Regions from separate parts of the Homo sapiens genome. Here region 2 is linked to region 1. Evidence: chromatin loops called from intact Hi-C (ENCODE). Cell type or tissue: endothelial cell of umbilical vein. All regions are shown on one strand. Each heading gives the region's core, and the rest is flanking DNA. Links, peaks and the distances in the headings are about the cores only.

Region 1 (7,727 bases), core at 1,491-6,490:
AAAAAAAAAAAAAAGTCTATGAACATCAGTGTTATATACCACACTAATAAAATGAAAGACAAAACCCACATAATCATCTCAATAGATAGGGAAAAAGCATTTGACAAAATCCAAGTGTCTTATCATAAAAATATTCAACAAACCAAGACTAGAAGAGAACTTCCTCAAGCTGATCAAGACCATCTGTGAAAACCCCACAGCTACCATCCTACTTAATGGTGAACGACTAGATGCTTTTCTCCTAATATTGCAGGGTTCTAGTCAGAGCAGTGAGGCAAGAAAAAGAAATAAAAAGCATCTAGGTTGGAAAGGAAGAAGTAAAACTATCTCTGTTCATAGATAACATGATACTGTGTATAAAAATCCTAAGGAATAAAAAAACTATGAGAACTAATTAATGAGTTCAGTAAGTTTGCAGAATACAAGACTAACCTACAAAAGTCAATTGTATTTCTATCTATGACAATGAACAACCTGAAAATGAAATTCAAAATAATTCTATTTCCAATACCATCAAAAGAATAAAACACAAATAAACTTAAAGCACAAGACATATACTCTGAAAACTACAAAGCATTGTTGAAAGAAATTAAAGCAAATCTAAATAAATGGACAGATATAACATGTTCCTGGATTGTTAAGATGGCAATACTCCCTAAATTGGTCTACATATTCAATGCAATCCCTATCAAAATTCCAACTGCTTTTTTTTTTTATTGCAGAAATGGACTTCAGCTGATCTTCATATTCATATGGAGTTTCCAGTGACCCCAAATAGCCAAAACAGTCTTGGAAAGAAAAACAAAGTTGGAGGACCCACACTTCCTGATTTTGAAACTTGCTACAAAGCTATAGTACTCAACAAAGATTGGTAATGGCATAAGGATATAGATTAAGAACAGTTTTTTCAACAAATAGTGTTGGGACAATGGGTGTCCACATGCAAAAGAATAAAGTTGTCCCCTTACCTTACACCATCTCCAAAAATTAACTCAAAATATGTCAAAGACATAAACGTAAGAGCTAAAACTGTAAAACTCCTAGAATAAAACATAGGAGTAAATCTTCATGACCTTGGATTAGGCCATTGTGTCTTAAATATAACACCAAAAGAATAAGTAATAAAAAAATAGATAAATTGAACTCCATCAAAATTAAAAGCCTTTGTGCTTCATAGGACACCATCAAGAAAGTAAAAAAAAAAAAAAAAACCCATAGGATGGGAGAAAATATCTCCAAATCATATATCTGATAAAAGAATTGTATCCAGGATTGATAAAGAATTCCTACAACTCAATAATAAAAAGACAAAAAACCCCAAATTGGGCAAAGGACATGAATAGAGATTTTTCCTAAGAAGATACACAAATAACAAATAAGCACATGAAGAAATGCTAACATCATTGTATTAGTCCGTTTTCACACTGCTGATGAAGACATACCCGAGACTGGTAATTTATAAAGAAAAGAGGTTTAATTGACTCACAGTTCCACATGGCTGGGGAGGCCTCACAATCATGGCAGAAGACAAGGAGGAGCAAGTCACATCCTACATCGTGGCAGGGGGGAGAGAGCTTGTGCAGGGAAACTCCTCTTTATAAAATTTTATGGGGTCTCATGAGACTTATTCACAATCATGAGAACAGCACGGGAGAGACTGATTCAATTACCATGATTCAATTACCTCCCACTGGGTCCCTCCCACAACATGTGGGAATTGTGGGAGCTACAATTCAAGATGAGAATTGGTGGGGGTTGGGGGTGACACAGCCAAACCACAACAATCATTAATCATTAGGGAAATGAAGAACAAACTACCATGAGATACTACTTCTCGCTCACTAGGATTGTTAGGGAAACAGAAGCATAGGAGAGCCATGGTGACATCATTTTAAAATCAACTCCATCTTAAAACTATCAAGGCACGTTCCTTGCCAGTCATGACTCATGGTCCTAAGATGTTTACAGTTGAGGAAACACCTTAAAAATACCTGCAAGAACACACTCCTACAATAACAAAAAGTCCAGATGTCCCACTATCCTTAACAAGATATGCTTTTAAGATGACTATAGTCATGCTTTGATGTACTTATGTACTAAAATGCCAAAGATACTTTCTTTAAATCAACAGAATACTAAATTTTATGCTGTCAGCCCACCCACGCAGACATAATTTATCTTAGCTTTTACATAGATGAGACTCCTATATGAGAAAAGTTTAAGACAGAGATGGCGTGTTCCTCCTCTTGCTTTCTGAGGATGCCCTATTCTGTGACTGAGTAGCTTTCAATAAACTATCCTCTCTCTGCACTTTGTAACTTACCTTGAATCCCTTCCTGTGCGAGATCCAACAATCCTCTCTTGGAGTCTGGATTGGGACTCTTTTTCTGGCAACAGCAGAGCTATAATTAAAAAAAAGATGGACATTAACAAGTGTCGGAGAGGATGTGGAGAAGTTAGAACCCTCATACGTTACTGGTGAGAACATAAAATGATGCAGCTGCTGTGGAAAACAGCTTAACAATTTCTCAAAAAGCTAAAATAGAGTTACCGTATGACCCAGCAATCCTGCTTCTAAGTATATACCCGAGAGAATTAAAAACATATGTCCACACAAAAACTTGTACACAAATGTTCACGGTAGCATTATTTGTAGTTGCCAAAACGAAAAACAACCCAAATGTCCATTAACTGCTGAATGGATAAACAAAATGTGATCTATCCACACAATGGAACATTATGCAGTCATGAAAAAGGAATAAAGTTCTAATACATGCTGTAACACGGGTGAACCTTGAAGAAATAGTGTTGAATGTAAGGAGCAAGTCATAACATATGATTGTATGATTCCATTTATATGAAATGTCCAGAGAGGCAAATCCACCCAGCCAGGTGGGAGATTAATGGTTGACTGGGGTTGGGGGTGAGAGGGCCTGGGAAGGGACTGGTAATGGGTATGGGATTTCTTTCCAGGGGTATGAAAATGCTCCGGAAGTGGGCAGTCATGGTGATTAATGCACATCTCTGTGAATATACTAAACCCCACAGAACTGTACATTTTAAAGAGTGAATTTTAGCCAGGCCTGGTAGCTCATGCCTGTAATCCCAGCACTTTGGGAGGCCGAGGCAGGTGGATTGCTAGAGTCCAGGAGTTCGAGATCAGCCTGACCAACATGGCAAAACCCCGTCTCTCTTAAAATCACAAAAATTAGCTGGGTGTGGTGGCACGTGCCTGTAATGCCAGCTACATCAGGAGGCTGAGGCACAGAATTGCTTGAACACAGGAGGCGGAGGTTTCAGGGAGCCAAGATCGTGCCACTGCACTTCAGCCTGGGTGACAGAGTGAAAAAAAGAGAGTGAACTTTGTGGCATGTGAATGAGATCCCAGTAGTTATTATTAAAAAAAAAATTATGAGCAAACAGAGGCTCTGCATAGAGTAGCAGCTTCCCCAAAGAGGGCAGCAAATCAGGGGCACTTTCCTAGGCCTGGCAAAGTGGGATGTAGCATGAGGATTAAGAACCCAGGCTTTGAACCTGAAGGTTGTGGGTCTGAATCCTGCTTCCACGTCTCATGAGCTGTGGAATGTTGGAAAATGGACTCAATCTCTCTGAACCTCTCAATTGTAAAATGAGAATAACTCCTACTTTGTGAAGTTCTTATGAGGGTTAACTTCTCGGTAGCGTCTTGATAAATTATAGGTAGTTTTATCATTTTTTTCTCTGGAAAAAAGAAGGAAAGAAGTCTCTGGAAGACAACTTTGACCTTGGACTGAAGGTGGAAAGAATAGGCCCAGTTTAAATAAATACAAATAGATTTCAGGTTCTAGCTTGGGCTAGAGGGATATGGAAGACCCTCTCCAGGCATGGTGGGTGGTCAGCAGGAGTTCAGGGAGGGTGACTGGAGGCAGAAAAAGTACAGACACTCATTCTCCCACTAGGCTGCCAGGTCTGTGGGTTAGAACTGGATGCTCTGGTATTCAAGTTTTCTGCCAGGAGAAAAATGAGATAAGTTATTACCATCACGTTTTGTTATCGCAACTTTTCCCCTCACTCTCAGAAAGGAGCTGGGAGCTCCTCTGCAGTCTCACATCAGATAGTAAGTGTGAGCCCAGATCAGCCCAGGCTGTCCTCGGCTGAGCTGGTGAATCTGCGTTCAAATGAACAACAGCAGCTGGCCTGCTAGGCCCGGCATCTCAGTGGGGCTGGCTGTTTTCTTCTCATCAATATTTGATTCTTGTGGAATAACAGATGATGTTTATTTCATTCTTTGTGCCTCTGCTTAGTTTTCACATTGTCTAAAGGGACGAGGTATCTAATTAAAGTGCTGTTAGGAAAACCGTAATAAGCGTGATTCATGCCTGTGTTGCCCTTTGTCTAGACTTTTCTTTCTCTTATCTTGCATGGCTGCCTTGGTCAAGATAAAGCATATTTGTGAGCTGTATCAGTCATGGTTCAGCTGGAGGAAACCACAGCAGCTAATTTTAGCGGGAAAGGCATCAGGGGTTTACAAAGTCATTGGAAGGGTGGAGGAGTGGGTTCCTGGTAGGGCTCCAGGGATGAGCCGGAATCTCAACACTGCAGCAGTGATGCAGAAGGCGGGAACCACGCTGCACATGGAGGAGTGTCAGCACGCGAGCCTTGCTGGAATGCGCAGCTTCTCCTTGACCTTGCTTGTTCAGCAGCATGGGATCCACAGGAAAATGCCCTCACTTCACTTCCTCCTCCCAACCTGGGCCAGGGCATTAAATTGTCAGATCCTAATTCACATCAGAAACTCCAGCTGCTAAGGGGCCAGGGGAGTTTACTTTTCAGCTTTCCCACCTCTGAGGGAGAAAAAGGGCCTTTGATGGTGTGGTCCAGGCCAACCCACCAGGACCTTACATCAAGATTTTAACATGTATTTTGGTTCAGTACTTACTTGAGATAACTGACAATCCTTTCATTTTTGTCTGTATAAAAACTGTATTTGTGGTGTGAAGTGGCTTCCTCCTGTCTGTGGCGTCTATAAGTTGACCTCTGAAGTCCTGTCTGTGAACACGGGTGCCCTCGAAAGATGGAGAAGTGGCTTCCTGTGGATCAGTCCTGGAATCGGCTCCTGGTGTGTGGCATTTGGTGGGTGCTGACATCAACAGTCTCCTTTTCCCTGTGAGGTGAGAAGGGTCTATGTGTCATAGGAAGACAGAGCTTCCATGTATTCTCTTGGTTATAATGAGCACTTCCAGGAGGAAACAATAGAACTTGTAAGTGGATTTTTTTTTTCCTAATAAAGAATCTGCTGCTTAGGAACAAACTCAGAGGCCAAGAAGCATTTAAGAAGATGTTTAACTTCACTGTGAAAGAAAGGCAAATTAGGTCCAGCACGGTGGCTCACGCCTGTAATCCCAGCACTTTGGGAGGCTGAGGCAGGAGGATTGCTTGAGCCCAGGGGTTGGAGACCAGCCTGGGTAACATAGCAAGACCCTGCCTCTACCAAAATAATAATAATAAGAATAAAGAAAGAAAGAAAGAGAGAGAGGGAGAGAGAGAGAGGGAGGGAGGGAGGCAAATTAAGACAAGAGTGGCTCATCTGATGGACAGCAATGAACAGGCTCCACAGTGTCCACAGTGAGCGTGAGGGTGAAGAAGCAGCCACACTCATTGACACAGCTGGTGGTGGAAAGAGGCACACACTTTTGGAAGGGAATTCGGCAGGGCCTACCCAGGTTGTAAGTATGTCTCCCTTGTGACCCAGACATTCTGTTTCTGAGAATACACCTTTCACAAAACTTCTCACATACGTGCAGACATATATTTTTAGAGATGTTCTCTGGAGCACTGGTTATTCTTACAAAACATGGGGAAAATCCAAAGGTCTAGCAATGGGGTTTGGGTAAGTAAATACAGTGGAACACCCTGTAGCTCACATAAAGAGAAGATCTGCAAGAACTGATGAGGAAGAACACGTGACGCCCCTGCAGGTGCAAGGCTGGGGCTCCTGGGCCATCTGCCAAGTGGTGATGCTAACCTGTCTGTGAACATGTGGAGCTGGTAAAATGAATGATGATTCAGGGAACATGGCACAGAAAGGCGTAGTTGCTTTTGTTATATAAGATAATTTCTATAAACTATTTCGAGGAATTAGACTAAAAGTATGGGATATTCTCTAGTCTGTATATCGTCCATATGTCATGAGAATTTTACTTACCTCTCAAGTGCCCCGAGTGAGAAAAAAAAAAATGGACTTGGATGTGTTGTCAACTGTCTTGGGATTACAAAAGAGAGGAGCATTGCCTTGGGGAGAGAGGCCATGAGTGACTTTGCTGGGGACAAGCTGACTTGGGTTCACCTCCTTGTCCCCTTACCCTATCCCTGTCTGCCTAACTTGGAGTGGGAGTAGGGGCTGCAAGTTCCACTCCAACTTTGCAAGGTTTCAAAGAGAAAAGTCATCAGCAGAAGGCTGAGAAGTTCATGTGGGTGAAATGCAATTATTCCTAATGTCCCCTTGTGTGGAAACCCCCCTTCCTGAGAAGTGATGGTCTCTTGGAGTTCTGAACGCTTTCCTTCACTAAGTTTTAAAAAAGAAATTATTTGGGGCTTGGAAGAGACAAGGGAGTCTTCCCTGCTCTGTGGCCAAAAGCTCCCTTAGGATAATGTTTTTGGGAACTGCCACCACTGGAACAAAATACAACACCACTAACAACAAAGAGGCCAGGCCAGTAGCTTGCACCTGTAATCCCAGCACTTTGGGAAGCTGAGGTGAGGCGAGTGGATCACTTGAGCTCAGGAGTTCAAAACCAGCCTGGGCAACATGGCAAAACCTATCTCTACCAAAAATTTTAAAAAATCAGTGGCCGGGCACAGTGGCTCACACCTGTAATCCCAGCACTTTGGGAGGCTGAGGCAGGTGGATCAGAAGGTCAGGAGACTGATACCATCATGGCCAACAGGGTGAAACCCTGTCTCTACTAAAATACAAAAAATTAGCTGGGCATGGTGGTGCGCGCCTGTAGTCCCAGCTACTCGGGAGGCTAAGGCAGGAGAATCGCTTGAACCTGGGAGGTGGAGGTTGCAGTGAGCCAAGATCGCACCACTGCACTCCAGCCTGGGCGACAGAGCAAGGCTCCATCTCAAAAAAAAAAAATAATTGTCTTGGTGTGGTCGTATGCCTGTAGTCCCAGCTACTTGAGAGGCTGAGGTGAGGGGAGGTTGAGGCTGCATGAGGTGTGATCATGCCACTGCACTCCAGCCTGGGCAACAGAGTGAGACCCTGTATCAAAAAAAAAAGAGGAATAGTAATAATATGATTCTATGCGAGTAGAAAAAATACCTTGGAAGAGCTTTTTCTAAACAGTGGCTATTCCTAGGCAGGAAAGTGGCAAACAACAACAACAGTAACAAAACCCTCAGTGGCCATCGCTAAAGTGTGGAGTCTCTGGTGTTGTAAATGAGACACAGGCATGTACTAATTGTTGCATTACAACAGTCTGGCTCCCAGCAAGCTGTTTCAACAGACTCTCTGCTCTTGTTTTGATAAGACCAAAGTCTGTCTTGGACAGCCCATTTTCTGGTTAATGGGGTGTTCTTATCAACTGAGAAGACAGTCACCTGCTAATGCAAGGGCCCGCCCCTTCCCTGAAATACGGCTCCTTCCCTGAAATACAGCCCCTTCCAGGTTGGGCCTAGTGCCTGAGATCCTGCCATCTGATCATATTTCCTGGGAATTGCAGTTTGTTGGGCTCAGAGGGCCT
Region 2 (7,727 bases), core at 1,798-6,797, 680 kb after region 1:
AGGCTGGAGTGCAGTGGCACTCTCAAAGCTCCTTCCCAGGCTCAAGCGTTCTTCCCACCTCAGCCTCCCAAGTAGTTGGGACTAAAGGTGCACACCACCGCACCTGGCTAATTTTTAAATTTTCTGTAGAGATGGGGTCTCACTCTGTTGCCTAGGCTGGTCTTGAACTCCTGGCCTCAAGTGATCTGCCTGCCCTGGCCTCCCAAAGTGCTGGGATTACAGGCAGGAGCCACGGCACCCAGCCAATCTCTTAGATTTTAATATATGCCACACACAACACATAATGGTATGTTATGTATTCAAGCATTTTCTTCTACATTGTTTTTCTACCTAGATGTAATGTGATAGAAGGTATAAAGCCCTAAGCTTAGCGTCTGGCCATACCAGTTGCTCAATAAATATTCTCTTCCCTTTTTACAGGGCTGGTAATTTTTTCTCTTATATAATGTTAATTCCCAATCACCAATTCACTATCACATCACTTCCTTTTCTTCCCTGGAAACGTATGTTTAAATACATTTGCCCTCTCTGCATTTTGAACATTTGCATAATGTACAAGTACTTTTTTTCTTTTTTTTTTTTGAGACGGAGTCTCTCTCTGTTGCCCAGGCTGGAGTGCAGTGGCGCGATCTCGGCTCACTGCAAGCTCCGCCTCTCAGGTTCACGCCATTCTCCTGCCTCAGCCCCCCGACTAGCTTGGGCTACAGGCGCCTGCCACTACGCCAGCTAATTTTTTGTATTTTTTTTTTTAGTAGAGACAAGTTTTCACCGTGTTAGCCAGAATGGTCTCAATCTCCTGACCTTGTGATCCGCCCGCCTCAGCCTCCGAAAATGCTGGGATTACAGGCGTGAGCCACCGCCTCCAGCCACAAATACTTTTTAGTCGCCATAAGCATAATCAAGAAATCATTTTGCAAATGGTAAGCTTTTCATGTTGTGTATTCTTTCCCATGATTAGAGAGGTAAAAAGTGGCCTGGGATGCATAAAGATGTCGTAGACCTCTGCAATCTGCCACATTATTTCTTTAAAAAAAAAAAAAAGCAAGCTTCTGGACTAGATTGATTTTTACTGAAATATTAATTTTTCTTTATTATTTTTAAACACTGAAGTTGAATTGTATAATTCACAAATGCCTATACAAAACTTTTTTCCATGTCCTCAATACTTTGTATCAGATTATTTATATTTCTCATGGTTTGGTTTCTTTTTCTTGTCTTCATTTTTCTGAAGGTAAAAGGGGATTTTTTCCCCCCTTTTCTGATCTGTAACTTGTTTTGTATTTGGATGATTACCCTTTATAACAAATTTTATCTTCTAATTATGCTATTAAGCGAGAAGATAGTGGCCGGTCACGGTCGCTCACGCCTGTAATCCCAGCACTTTGGGAGGCCGAGGTGGGCGGATCATGAGGTCAGGAGATCGAGACCATCCTGGCTAACACAATGAAACCCAGTCTCTACTAAAAATACAAAAAATTAGCTGGGCGTGGTGGCGGAAGCCTGTAGTCCCAGATGCTGGGGAGGCTGAGGCAGGAAAATGGTGTGAACCCGGGAGGCGGAGCTTGCAGTGAGCCGAGATCGCGCCACTGCACTCCAGCCTAGACGACAGAGTGAGACTCCGTCTCAAAAAAAAAAAAAATTCTTCTAAATTAGATTTTAGGGTTCTTTTGAGGGCTGAGTTTGTGTGTGTAGGTTTCTCTTAGCCCCTTCATATATTGTGTTGGAACTTCTGTTTCTATTTTTTAAATGTTTTCTTATGTTGAATTATTTTATTGCTGTTTGAAAAAAATATGTTAAAACTGTATTTATGGGTGGTTGCTAGCCTTTTAAATTTACATAGTAATAAATTTTGCTGTTAACTTCATTCTTAGAATATGAAGTTTTTTGTAATTTAACTTCTTTAGGTATTTACCCTGCAATTCTGATACCTTGAGAGAGAAAGGGATAATTGACTTTTTCACTTTCATTTTATAGATACTATTTGGCTACCTTGTTCCTTCCCTTTATTTTCATTTTATTTGTGTCTCCTAAAAGTGGGGACCTTTTAATATAATGTTAGGCGCTTTATAGGCTGTCTTTTCTTTTATAAAATGTGTTCATTTCACTTTTCCATTTTTAATATGACTATATTCTAGATTTTCTGTAATTCATGATATATTTTTTAAGATTTTGGCTAGATTTGTCAGTTTGGATTGTAGTTTCTTTTAACTTGTTTTTGTTTATTTATTTATTATTTTTTTTTTTTTTTGAGACAGGATTGCACTCTCTTACCCAGGCTGGAGTGCAGTGGTGCGATCTCAGCTAACTGCAACTTCTACCTCCCTGGCTCAAGCAATCCTTCCACCTCAGCCACCCAAGTAGGTGGGACTACAGGTGTGCACCACCATGCCCAACTAACTTTTCTATTTTTTGTGGAGACAGGGTTTGGTTTTACCGTTTTGCCCAGGCTGGTCTCAAACTCCTGGGTTCAAGGGATCGTCTCACTTTGGCCTCAGAAAGTGCTGGGATTACAGGCATGAGCCACTGCACCTGGCTTATTAATTTCATTAATACTTTGCTTTTACCTCCATTTAACAAACTTTGGTATTACCATATATGAGATATTTTCATGTGTATGTGTGCATTTATATTTTTTAAATATGTGACTGAGTTTTTTCCCTTTTTCTTAGATTCCTAGGCTATTTCAATATTTTTATACCTGTTGTCTACTCTGCAGCTAATGACACAGATAGCAGTATATGAGTTTTTCTTTTCTTTTCTTTTCTTTCTTTTTTTTTTTTGAGATGGAGTCTTGCTTTGTTGCCCAGGCTGGAGTGCAGTGGCACGATCTTTTCTCACTGCAACCTCCGCCTCCCAGGTTCAAGCGATTCTTGTGCCTCAGCCTCCCGAGTAGCTGGGATTACAGGTGCCCACCACCACACCCGGCTAATTTTTTTTTGTATTTTTAGTAGAGTCGGGGTTTCACCATATTGGCCAGGGCGAACTTCTAACCTCAAGTGATCCACCCGCCTCAGCCTCCCAAAGTGTTAGGATCACAGGCATGAGCCACCGTGCCCACTGAGAATTTAATACACTTTATGTAAGTTAATTTTTTATGATAGTTATCTAGCTTTGCCAGACCAATTTTGTTAGTAAATTTAAAACATTAAAAAATTTTGAATCCTCCTAATTCTGTGTCTCTAATTTAGTAATTTTAAGTTTTGATCCTTGTTTCATTCTATCATTCTTTTATTTAAAAAAATTGTCATTGGCTTTTCTAAAAGTGAATCGTGAATCATGATTCATGTGAAATAATTAACTCTAAAACAGCAAAGATACCTTTTAGAACCTTCATTTTTTATAAATTGCATTAACAAGTTATGCAGTGATGTGAAGATACAAACTAAGGTCATTAAGTTTTCTTTAATTTATAATTTATATTAACCTATTCATTGAAAAGGATTTGATAGTTTGTGATTAAAGCAAAACAGGCAAAGACCATTAAAAACAAAGACAGAAAATGAGCATAAATCACTTGAGAAATAATGAGCAGAATGGGGGAATGGGAAGAAATCTTTATACCAGTAATCTGAGGCAAGATAGTTTCTGTGTTTGAACATTAAATTTAGCTCTGAGCTTCCTGGCAAGCAAGAGAAAAAAGGAAACAGGGTGACTTTTATAGTTATTGTCCAGTAAAGAAAGCTTTTTCAATTTTTCAGAAGAGAGAAACTTTTTCTGAGTCATAAGTTATAAGAGGTTTGTTATGTGAATTCTTACATATGGAACATAATTTATATTTCTAATTTTGAAAATTATTGAATTTCTTCTGTTGCTGTCTTAGCCATCAGGTACCATTCTATGCATTGTAATTATATTGGTCATATTAAGTTCATGTCCACTGTTGTCAAAAGTGGAAATACCATGGCTGGGGTGTGTTTATGTATTGCCTCTAGAGCTGTAGCCACTGACGAACAGGAAACTGAAAGCTAAAAGTTCAGGAAATGTATTGTATTTAGACTGTGGAAAACATATATATGATACTTTACTGAAAACCATGCTCTTTTGAAAACTGAAATATGTATGTATTTAATTAGAGATGAATATTAAGGATTCATATCAGATGCTTAAATATGATAATAGATACAGTATGTGCATTGTAGGCCAGGAATATTGTGCAATGCTAGAAAAAAAGGCAACAGATTATTGTATGTATTCAGCTATATTCTTTCAAGAAACAAAACAGCTGGCACATCAATTGAATTCCTCAAGGATGTCTTATTTCCAGAGAATTCCAGAGTTTTAGTTTTAGCTTAGTTCCAAGGAAGAGGAGGTCCCTGTTTTACAGGATAGCCTATTTCAGTCTTAGGGAGTTCTAATGGTTAACTTCTGTTTTCATACACTGAATTTAACTTTGTTTTCCTGTGATTTATTAATACAGTCTATAGCTTTCTTAGAGTTGAGAAGAAAATGATTAATTGATCAAACTTTTTTTGAAAAGTTAATTGCATCTCAAGTGTTTTCTTAGATATTGTTTCATTTTAGGTTCCTTATAAAATACTTCCTACAGGAGTCTTTAGTTTTGAAGTTATAAAAAAAAATTATCAGAGGAAATATGACTAATGTATATGCTTGGTTGAGCTGCATTTTCTTACTGTTTCTATACTTAGTATTTTAACAGGATGTGATTGATAGGAATTTAACATTCTAATTCTTTAAGACAATCATGAAGTTCTGATAGTTTCTTAGAAATGGAAATTGTGTCATTATATTTTGTTGTTTTATTGTTGTGCATTTTAACAAAAGAGGTGACTTCACATGTACCCTAAAACTTAAAGTATAATAATAACAAACAAAACAAAACACATGTACCCTAAAACTTAAAGTATAATAATACAAAAAAAAGAAGAAAAAAAACAACAAAAGAGGTGACTTATAACTATTCCATTCCAGTTTTATGATATGAAATTGTAGTCACACAGAACATTTAGGGGCCACATTAAGTGAAAATTCCATTTATTACAAAGTTTTTAAAAGGATTTTTAGCTGTATTACATGTCACTTAATTATAATCAATTTAATAGTTTCATTAAAATTAGACTCTTTTCAGGATTGATTTTGGTTTTGGTCTGTTAGGGTTGTGTGTTTACCCCTGAACTGTTGTGGTAGCCAAAGGGATAGAAAGCACTGACTGGCAAAAAATGGACACTGGGCCTAGCCTAAGAGGGAGAAGCAGGGCTTCCCAGAGGAAAGTCCCGGGATGCTGTTTCCAGCATAAAGGGGAGTGGGCTCTGGGCTCACACAAGGAGTCTCAGCAAGGCCAGACCGTAAAGGGCTGGGTATAGTGGGAAGAAGAGTTGGATTTTATGCAGTGGCTGATCTGCTGTTGCCATAGAGGATTCTTTTTGAATAATAACTTTTACTTTCTTATTGTGTTACACACTCGTTGTAGAAAAATTAAATTAGTGAAGAAAATAAAATAAAAATTTCCTATAATTTTTTTCCCTTTTTGAATGTTCTTAGCTAATTTCCCTTAAACTTCATTTAACATTTAGGTTACTTTTTTTCTTTTCGAAAGAGTCTCACTCTGTCACCCAGGCTGGAGTGCAGTGGCGGGATCGCAGCTCACTGCAACATCTGCTTCCTGAGTTCAAGTGATTCTTCTGCCTCAGCCTCCTGAGCAGCTGGGATTACAGGCGCCCGCCACCATGCCTAGTTGATTTTTGTATCTTTAATAGAGAATTCTTCTGCCTCAGCCTCCTGAGTAGCTGGGATTACAGGCACCCGCCACCACGCCTGGCTGATTTTTGTATTTTTAATAGAGATGGGGTTTCACCATGTTGGCCAGGCTGATCTCAAACTCTTGACCTCAGGTGATCCACCTGCCTCGGCCTCCCAAAGTGTTGGGATTATAGGCATGAGCCACTGCACCCAGCCAACTAGGTTACTTCTTATTTGTTTATTTGAAAGAGTGCTTGTTGAATTGTTCTTTCCACAGATTATGCTTCTAATAACTTTAAATATTAATTATGGAGGAAACGGGTTAATCATTTTAAGGATTCTTTTTGGTTGATATAATGATTCTATTAATTAATATTTGTCTTATGGGAGCCATAAGCGTAATAGGCATAATGAGAGCACACACTTGTAAGTCAGAGTGGTTCTTACAGGGGAGACAGGAAAAATGGAGTCCAAAAGGCCTTTCTGTAAGTTCCTTGGGAGCAGGGACTAGGTCTTTCTTGTTCACCATTATGTCAGTATCAGGCACAATGCTTGACGCCTAGTAAGTGTTCCATAAATAGTTGAATGAATGGATGAGTTTCTCATTAAGCACTTTTAGTAGCTCATATTTCTTGTACTGTGGATAATCAAGATCAATTATATTCATCTAAGGTTAAGAGCCTTTGCTATACTCAGTTTTCTTTATTAATGTAAATTTAATAAACTGATTTTTTTAAAAGGCATGCATCTATGTATACACACACACACACACACACACACACACACACACACACAGACACACACACAAAACAAGTGAAAATTTATTGTTTCTTCCCCTGAGCCCCATTCTCCAGAATTAGCTACTATTAATGGCTTACTATATTTTTTCTAGGTATTTTCTCTTCATATACATTTTCTTTCTTTTCTTTTTTTTGAGAGAGTCTCGCTCTGTCGCCCAGGCTGGAGTGCAGTGGTGCAATCTCGGCTTACTGCAACCTCCCGAGTTCAAGGGATTCTCCTGCCTCAGTCTCCCGAGTAGCTGGGATTATAGGCGCCTGCCACCATGCCCGGCTAATTTTTGTATTTTTAGTAGAGACGGGGTTTCACTGTGTTGGCCAGGATGGTCTTGATCTCTTGAACTCGTGATCCGCCTGCCTCAGCTTCCCAAAGTTCTGGGATTACAGGCGTGAGCCACCGTGCCCAGCCTTCATATACATTTTCTTTACACAAATAGAATAATTATATTCTGTTCTATAAATAGCTTTTTTTCCCCTTCATGGCATTCTTAAACTTTCCATATCAATTCGTTTGTAACTGTGTCTTTATTTTTAATTATATAATTTTCCATTGTAGAGATGTATAATAGAAGTCTATGAAGGAAATCCACTCCCCTCCTTTTTTTTTTTTTTTTTTTTTTTTTAACTATAATAGTAGTGTTTCTGCATGTATTTTTGCTTGCTTCTGTGAGAATATCTACAGGTTATTTCCTGGAAGTGATATTGCTGGGCTAAAGGATATTTGCACATAAACTTTCAGTAGATATTGGGAAATTCGCCCTTAAAAATATTCAACAAATTTGTACTCTTACTAAAGATATGAAGTGTTATTTTTCTGATAACTGTACACACTTTAATTTTGTGGATTAGAAGGATTAAACTTCTGAAAATGAATCCTTGTCATAGTAGCTTGAGATGTTCAGAAGATGATACATTAGGTAATATATATGTTCCTTGGCTTATGGTGGTTTTACCTCCTGATAAACTCATTGTAAATAGAAAATATCACAAGTTGAAAATGCATTTAATATACCTAACTTACTGAACATCATAGCCTACCTTACACATGCTCAGAACACTTAAATTAGCCTACAGTTGGGCAAAACCATCTAATAGAATGCCTATTTTATAATGTGTTGAATGTCTCACATAATTTATTGAAAACTGAAAGTGAAAAAGCAGAATAGTTGTATGGGTGCTTGGAGTACTGTTTCTACTGAATGTGTATCGCCTTCTCACCATCATAAAGTTGAA

What was found. Hi-C counts contacts between places; a loop is a spot of excess contacts. Peaks named below come from ENCODE experiments on the same cell type or tissue, not always from the same donor. Only the 100,000 strongest peaks of a DNase experiment are listed, where the experiment ranks them.
Region 2: it touches region 1 in a loop (21-fold over the local background); 1 of 110 quality-filtered maps calls a loop at or near these places.

What each region holds. Positions count from the first base shown.
Region 1 is chr6:36,347,683-36,355,409 of GRCh38, reverse strand. It overlaps a transcript of ETV7 not described here. Among named protein-coding and RNA genes, the nearest start is that of BNIP5, 15 kb to the right of the region's middle. In endothelial cell of umbilical vein, for the core only: no CTCF peak of the experiment used is centred there; DNase peaks (open chromatin) are centred at 4,389 and 5,159; H3K27ac peaks cover 2,732 bases.
Region 2 is chr6:35,665,785-35,673,511 of GRCh38, reverse strand. The region is part of intron 1 of FKBP5 (FKBP prolyl isomerase 5); the gene reads left to right. Among named protein-coding and RNA genes, the nearest start is that of MIR5690, 4.9 kb to the right of the region's middle. RefSeq lists a silencer at 1,207-1,406. In endothelial cell of umbilical vein, for the core only: no CTCF peak of the experiment used is centred there; DNase peaks (open chromatin) are centred at 3,921 and 5,181; H3K27ac peaks cover 3,885 bases.